Linked DNA regions of Homo sapiens: region 2 is linked to region 1. Evidence: read pairs that join two places in POLR2A ChIA-PET (ENCODE). Cell type or tissue: MCF 10A. All regions are shown on one strand.

Region 1 (4,000 bases):
TGTCCGAAGAGTGCTGGGGCTCAGCTCAGCAGATGGAGGGGCTCATTTCCTGCCTCATGCCCAGCACTGGGGCCGGCCAACTCACTGGGTGTGCTTCTCCTGGACACAGGCCACCACTGATGGGGTTGGCTGCAGGAGCCTCAGTAGGGCTGCCAAATGCTTTAAGAATTAACACTCATGCCGGGCGTGGTGGCCCATGCCTGTGATCCCAGCACTTTGGGAAGCTGAGGTGGGCGGGTCACTTGAGGCCAGGAGTTTCAGACCAGCCTGGCCAACATGGTGAAACACCGCCTCTACTAAAAATACAAAAATTAGCTGGGCATGGTGGTGCTTGCCTCTAGGCCCAGCTACTCGTGAGGCTGAGGTAGGAGAATCTCGAACCTGGGAGGCAGAGGTTGCAGTGAGCTGAGATCACAACACCGCACTCCAGCCTGGGTGATAGACTGATTCAAAAAAATAAGAATCAACAGTCAGGCTGGGTGCAGTGCCAGCACTTTGGGAGGCCGAGGTGGGTGGATGGCTTGAGCTCAGGAGTTTGAGACCAGCCGTGTCAACATGGCGAAACCCCGTCTCTATGAAAAATGAGCTGGGCACGGTGGTGTGCACCTATAGTCCCAGCTACCTGGGAGGCTGAGGTAAGAGGATCACCTGAGCCCAGGAGGTCGAGGCTGCAGTGAGCCGTGATTGTGTCACTGCGCTCCAGCCTGGGTGACAGAATGATACCCTGTCTCAAAAATAAAAAAAAAACACCCCCAGGGCGTGCTCCCTGCACATAACTAGGCTGCTCTCCCTTTTCAAGCTTGCACACTGACCCCTGGGCTCACTTGGTGAGCACAGGCCCAGAAAGAGTTGGCCTGAAAGAGCACTGGCTTGGTGACAGGCCACCCAGATCTCAGACCTATCTCTGTACTCAATAGCGTGGACAAGTTAGTAACCCTCAGCCTTGATGTTCTCATCTGGAGCAGTTTAAAACATTTTATTTATTGGCTGAGCGCGATGGCTCACACCTGTAATCCCAGCACTTTGGGAGGCCGAGGCAGGCAGATCACAAGGTCAGGAGTTCAAGACCAGCCTGGTCAACATGGTGAAACCCCATCTCTACTAAAAATACAAAAATTAGCCAGGCGATGTGGCAGGCGCCTGTTATCCCAGCTACTTGGGAGGCTGAGATAGGAGAATCGGTTGAACCTGGGCGGCAGAGCCTGCAGTGAGCTGAGATTGCGCCACTGCACTCCAGCCTAGGTGATAGAGTAAGACTCCATCTCAAAAAAAAAAAAAAAAAAAAAAAAAAAATATATATATATATATATATATATAAAATGTATTATAAAAATAGAGGCCGGGCGTGGTGGCTCATGCCTGTAATTTTAACACTTTGGGAGGCCAAGGCAGGCAGATCACGAGGTCAAGAGATCAAGACCATCCTGGCCAACATGGTGAAACCCCGACTCTATTAAAAATACAAAAAAATTAGCTGGGTGTGTTGGTGCGCACCTGTAATCCCAGGTACTCAGGAGGCTGAGGCAAGAGAATTGCTTAAACCTGAGAGGCGGAGGTTGCAGTGAGCCGAGATTGCGCCATAGCATTCCAGCCTGGTGACAGAGCGAGACTCCGTCTCAAAAAAAAAAAAAAAAGAGGCCAGGCACGGTGGCACATGCCTGTAATCCCAGCACTTTGGGAGGCCAAGGCGGGTAGATAGCCTGAGGTCAGGAGTTCGTGACCAGCCTGACTAACATGATGAAACCCCATCTCTACTAAATACAAAAAAGTTAGCCGGGCCTGGTGGCACATGCCTGTAATATGAGCTACTTGATAGGCTGGGACAGGAGAATCCCTTGTACTTGGGAGGTGGAGGTTGCAGTGAGCTGAGATCGCGCCATTGCACTCTAGCCTGGGCAACAAGAGCAAAACTCCATCTCAAAATAAATAAATAAATAAATAGAGATGGAGTCCCACTATGTTGCTCAGGCTGGTCTCAAACTCCTGGGCTCAAGCAATCCTCCCACCTTGGCCTCCCAAATAGCTGGGATTACAGGCGTGAGTCACCATGCCCAGCCAAGTTGGAACAGTTCTAATCTATCATGGAGAGTTGCTGTGAGAGAAAGGGAAGTATTAGGCTGAGAGATTTCAGCTTAGTTCATGAGTCACTGGCTTCATCTTGTGAACCCTGAAATTCTCTAGCCGTCACTCCCTCCATGGTCACGTTGATGCCTGTCAATCAGACCACCAGGAACACGCCTGCAGTCAACAAATTTGGGTTTATTATGCTTGCTGTGGCAAGGGAGGCCACACAGCACGGGGAAGCCAGGGCATCTCCAAAAGCAGTGTTAGTGCTGGTATCGGATTTGGAGAAAGATTTAAGGAAGTGTGGGTTTGCTCTGGATGTGTGCTGTCAGAAAGCGGGGTGATTGTATGGTTCAGTGACTCGATCCCTTTATATCTACAGCTGTGATTGGGGGCGACGCAGCAGCAGCTGCAGGAGACATTCTCATTTGTGTGGGTGGCCCTGAGATGCGTGTTCAGGACAGCTGCTGAGTGGTGTTGCTTTTGACTTTAACCTTCTTAGGCCAGACGTGGTGGCTCATGCCTATATACCCAGCACTTTGGAAGGCCAAGGAGGGCGGATCATCTGAGGTTGGGAGTTTGAGACCAGCCTGACCAATGTGGAGAAACCCTGTCTCTACAAAAAATACAAAATTAGCCAGGTGTGGTGGCGCATGCCTGTAATCCCAGCTACTCGGGAGGCTGAGGCAGGAGAATCGCTTGAACCTGGGAGGCGGAGGTTGTGGTTAGCCGAGATCACGGCATTGCACTCCAGCCTGGGCAACAAGAGCAAAACTCCGTCTCAAAAAACAAAACAAAACAACAAAAAAACCATATAAACAAACAACAAAAAAACCATATATATGTGTGTGTGCGTATATATATGTATATGTGTGTATATACATGTCCATATATGTATATATGTATGTATATGTGTATATATATGCATATGTGTGTGTGTGTGTGTGTGTGTGTGTGTGTGTGTATATATAGCCTTGTTGTAATTCCTCATGTCCTAGCATGCTTCTGTTTGAGTGTATTTGGAGGGGTGTTACCTGGATGAAATTCTAGGAGATGCCTCTGCTTTTCGGGCTGCCCATGTAAAAATCATTCCATTCCATAAGGGGATGCTTCTAGGGAGCACTCAATAGTGTGTATTCACCTCCCCCACCCCAACCCTCCCAACCAACCTTCATTCTTCTTTTCATTCCTCTTTTCATCCTTTTCTCTGCTCTCACTTGGAGGGCGCCTGCCACATGTAGGCACAATCAGAACACCCCAGGCAAAGATGATTTCCCTTCCCTTTGGGTACACTTACTGGCAAAGATAAAATATATTCTCTAGATTCAAAGAGATATTTGTGCACCCATGTTCATATCAGCATTACTCACAATAGCCAAAAGGGGGAAGGAACCAAGTGTCCATGAACAGAAGAACGGATGACAAGATGTGGTCTCTCCAGACAATGGAAGATTCTTCAACCTTAAAAAGGATGGCAGCCTGGGTGCGGTGGCTCACATCTGTAATCCCAGCACTTTGGGAGGCTGAGGCAGGTGGATCACTTGAGGTCAGGAGTTCGAGACCAGCCTGGCCAAAATGGTGAAATCCCATCTGTACTAAAAATACAAAAATTAGCCATTAGCCAGCTGTGGTAGTGCACGCCTGTAATCCCAGCTACTCAGGAGGCTGTGGCAGGAGAATCGCTTGAACCCAGGAGGCGGAGGTTGCAGTGAGCCGAGATCGTGCCATTACACTCCAGCCTGGGTGACAGAGCGAGATCTCCGTCTAAAAAAAAAAAAAAAAAGGCCACACGTGGTGGCTCACACCTGTAATCCCAGCACTTTGGGAGGCTGAGGCAGGCGGATCACGAGATCAGGAGTTCAAGATCAGCCTGGCCAACATGGTAAAACCCCGTCTCTACTAAAAATACAAAAATTAGCCAGGCATAGTGGCACAC
Region 2 (4,000 bases), 240 kb before region 1:
GGTGGGATTACAGGCGTGAGCCTCCGTGCCCGGCCTCACCTTATATCTTTGATGAAGCAGTAAGAAGTGTTAATTTTATTAAACCTTAACCCTTGAGTGCATGTCTTTTTGATGGATTTAATATTCTGTGTGATGAGCTGGGAAGTGTGCATAAAGCTGTCCTGCTGCACAACAGAGTACAAATGTCCTGAGGACAAGTGCTTACCTTGCCACTTTTCTTAATGGAATATCATTTTTACTTGGAAGAATGACAGACAACTATGGTTATTTAGACTCGGGAATTTGGCAGACATTTTCTCTAAAACAGATGAAGTGATGTGGCACTTTAAAACAAACAACTGGTGGTATTTATTGCCAGTGATAAAATTCAGGCTTCCAAGAACATTAGAATTTCGAAAAATTTGTACTGGCCATCATGACAGCTTCTCAGAATTTTCTGATGAGATTGGTTCATCAAAGTGATGTGGTTTTTTTTTTTTTTGCTTTTGTTTTTGTTTTTTAGAGGATCTCACTCTGTCACTCAGGCTGGAGTGCAGTGGCACAGACTCGGCTCACTGCAGTTCCGACTTCCTGGGCTCAAGTGATCCTTCTGCCTCAGTCTCCCGAGCAGCTGAGACTACAGGCATGCACCACTGGCTAATTTTTTTAAAAAATTTTTTTTGCTGAGGCAGGCATATCATCTGAATTCAGGAGTTCAAGACCAGCCTGGCCAACATGGTGAAACCCCGTCTCTACTAAAAATACAAAAAAGCCGGGTGTGGTGGCATGCACCTGTAATCCCAGCTACCCGGGAGGCTGAGACAGGAGATTCACTTGAACCCAGGAGGCAAAGGTTGCAGTGAGCCAAGATTGTTTCACTGTACTCCAGCCTGGGTGAGAATGAGACTCTGTCTCAAAAAAAAAAAAATTTTTTTTGTTTGAGAGACAGGGTCTCACTTTGTTGACTAGGATGGTCTTGAACTCCTGGCCTCAAGTGGTCCTCCTGCCTGGGCCTCCCAAAGTGCTGGGATTACAGGTGTGAGCCACTGCACCCAGCCCGTTCTTTTTTTAATAAGTATAATAAAATATGTTGGCCAGGCGTGGTGACTCAAGCCTGTAATCCCAGTACTTTGGGAGGCTGAGGCAGGTGGATCATGAGGTCAGGAGTTCGAGACCAGCCTGCCCAATATGGTGAAACCCTGTTTCTACTAAAAAAAAATACAAAAATTAGCTGGCGTGGTGGCATGCACCTGTAGTCCCAGCTATTCGGGAGGCGGAGGCAGAAGAATCACTTGAACCTGGGAGGCGGGGGTTGCAGTGAGCCAAGATCGCGCCACTGCACTCCAGCCTGGGCGACAGAGTGGGACTTCATCTCAAAAAAAAAAAGTTACTGTTTGGAAGATCAGTGGACCAATATTCACATACTCTGCATTCAGATGACCAGTGCAGGGTATTATGAAATAATACATGAGTAAAAGATCCATTATAAGTGCAAGGAACACAGATTTCTTCTTTTTTTTATTTTAATTTTTTTGTTTTTAATTTTTTTTTAAATTCTTGTCAACAGGAAGTCATCTTCTCATTTGTATATGAACCTTTTGGATGCCCTCATTATGATATGCCTACCTGTTATGTGTCTTTTTATTATTATTATTTATTTTTTTTTTTTTTGGAGACACAGTCTTGCTCTGTCTCTAAGGCTGGAGTGCAGTGGTGAGATCTCGACTCACTGCAACCTCCGCCTCCTGGGTTCAAGTGATTCTTGTGCCTCAGCCTTCGGAGTAGCTGGGACTACAGGCACAAGCCACCACACCTGGCTAATTTTTTTGTATTTTTAATAGAGACAGGGTTTCACCATGTTGGCCAGGCTGGTCTCGAGCGCCTGACCTCAGATGATCCGCCCACCTCCGCCTCCCAAAGTGCTGGGATTACAGGTGTGAGCCACCGCGCCCGGCCTGTCTATTAAGTCTTTTACCCATTTTTTAATTAGATATCTGCCTTTCTGTAATTGATTTGTAGGGGTTATTTATATGTTCATCTCTTTTTTTCCTGTTTTTTTCTCATAGTCTTTTGTTTATCTCCGTGGCAAATATCTTCACCCATTCTGTGGCTTGTCTTTTGTTTTGTTTTGTTTTTTTGAGATGGAGTTTCACTCTTGTTGCCCAGGCTAGAGTGCAGTGGTGTGATCTCAGCTCACTGCAACCTCCGCCTCCCGGGTTCAAGCGATTCTCCTGCCTCAGCCTCCTGAGTAGCTGGGATGTAGGCACACTCCACCACGCCCAGCTAATTTTTGTATTTTTGGTAGAGATGGGGTTTCACCATGTTGGCCAGGCTGGTCTCGAACTCCTGACCTCAGATGATCCACCCATCTCGGCCTCCCAAAGTGCTGGGATTACAGACGTGAGTCACCGCACCTGGCTGTTTTTATTATTTTTATGATACTCACATTTTAAAATTATTTATTGACATATAATACACATGCAGAAAGATGCACAAGTCAGAGGTGTGAAGCTCAGTGAATTCTCACACAATGAACACATCCATGTTAGCTTCACTTGATCAAGAAACAAAATATTGTCATCAGCCCAGAAGGCCCCTCCCTCCCCCTACCTACTTACCTCCTTCCCAAAGGTCAGCACTATCCTGTTTTCTAACAGCATAGATTCGTCTTTGCATTTTTGGATTTTATCCAAATGGAATAATGTAGTGTATATATCTTGTATCTGGTTTCTCTCAGCTTATGTTTTTGAGATTCATACATGTCATTATTTGGAGTTTTATCTTCATTCTTGTTGTTGAAAATTGCATGGCCAGGCACAGTGGCTCACACCTGTAATGCCAGCACTCTGGGTGGTCGAGACGGGCAGATCCTTTGAGCCCAGGAGGTCGAGACCAGCCTGGGCAACATGGCAAAACCTTGTCTCTACAAAAAATACAAAATTAGCTGGGTGTGGTGGTACACACCTGAAGTTCCAGCTACTTGGAGGGCTGAGGCAGGAGAATTGCTTCAGCCCGGGAGGTCAAGGCTGCAGTGAGCTGTGTTCGTGCCACTGCACTACAACCTGAGCAACAGAGCAAGACCCTGTCTCAAAAAAAAAAAAGAAAGAAAATTGCATGATAGGAATAGACTATGGTGTGTTTGTCCAGTCCATTCTATTGTTGACAGAGTTTTTCCAGTTTTTGGTTATTTGAATAATGATGCCATGAATATATTATTGTATTTGATGTCTTTTTGATGAACATAAATTCTTTTAGTATATTCACTCATATCAATATTTTCCTTTGTGATTGGTTCTTCCTTGTTTCTATTTAAGATATACTTCCCCTACATCAAAAATCATGAAGGTATTCTTCTCATAGAGCTTCTAAAAGCTGTATAGCTTTGCCTTTTATATTTAAGTATTTAAAATCATTTGGAATAGTCTTGATATCTGATAGAACAAATCTCCTCACTTTGTTTTTTAGATTTGGGGAAAGGTTTTTTTTCCTTCAAAAGCATTATAGCTGTTGGTCTTTTGTACTTTTTGTATATATTGGTCTTTTGTACTTTTTGTATACATTTTAAATTCTGTCAACTTCCATCAAAACAAACCAACCCAAAAAACTTACTGGTGTCTTATTGGGTTTATACTGATTGTTAAGTCGGTTTGGGGAGGATAGAGATCGTATAAAAGGCAAAGCTATACGGCTTTTAGAAGCTCTGAGAAGAATACCTTCATGATCTTGATATAGGGGAAGTATGTCTTAAAGTGATTCTATCCTTAGAAAATTGGGCCTTCCAACCTTTGAACATGATATATCTGTTTCATTTGTTTAGGTCTTCTGTAATATGTCTTCATAAATTTTATAATTTTCTCTGGAAAGAACATTTTTTTCAACTTATTTCTAGGTGCCTCCTATTTTTTATCCTATTAAAAAGCTTTTTTTTTTTTTGTTTGATAGTTTATGCTGCAGAAAAAATTTTTTTAAAAAAGAATGTAGGCCAGGCGCGGTGGCTCACACCTGTAATCCTCGTACTTTT

Evidence for each region. ChIA-PET counts read pairs that join two places held together with the same protein. Peaks named below come from ENCODE experiments on the same cell type or tissue, not always from the same donor. Only the 100,000 strongest peaks of a DNase experiment are listed, where the experiment ranks them.
Region 2: POLR2A ChIA-PET joins it to region 1 with 5 read pairs; 6 of 35 experiments call an interaction of 5 or more read pairs at or near these places.

Annotation. Positions count from the first base shown.
Region 1 is chr1:15,786,672-15,790,671 of GRCh38, forward strand. No RefSeq gene overlaps it. Among named protein-coding and RNA genes, the nearest start is that of UQCRHL, 19 kb to the right of the region's middle. RefSeq lists enhancers at 1-484, 485-1,249. In MCF 10A, no CTCF peak of the experiment used is centred here; DNase peaks (open chromatin) are centred at 140, 1,650 and 2,110.
Region 2 is chr1:15,551,135-15,555,134 of GRCh38, forward strand. All of the region lies in intron 7 of DNAJC16 (DnaJ heat shock protein family (Hsp40) member C16), which reads left to right. Among named protein-coding and RNA genes, the nearest start is that of DNAJC16, 26 kb to the left of the region's middle. In MCF 10A, no CTCF peak of the experiment used is centred here; no DNase peak of the experiment used is centred here.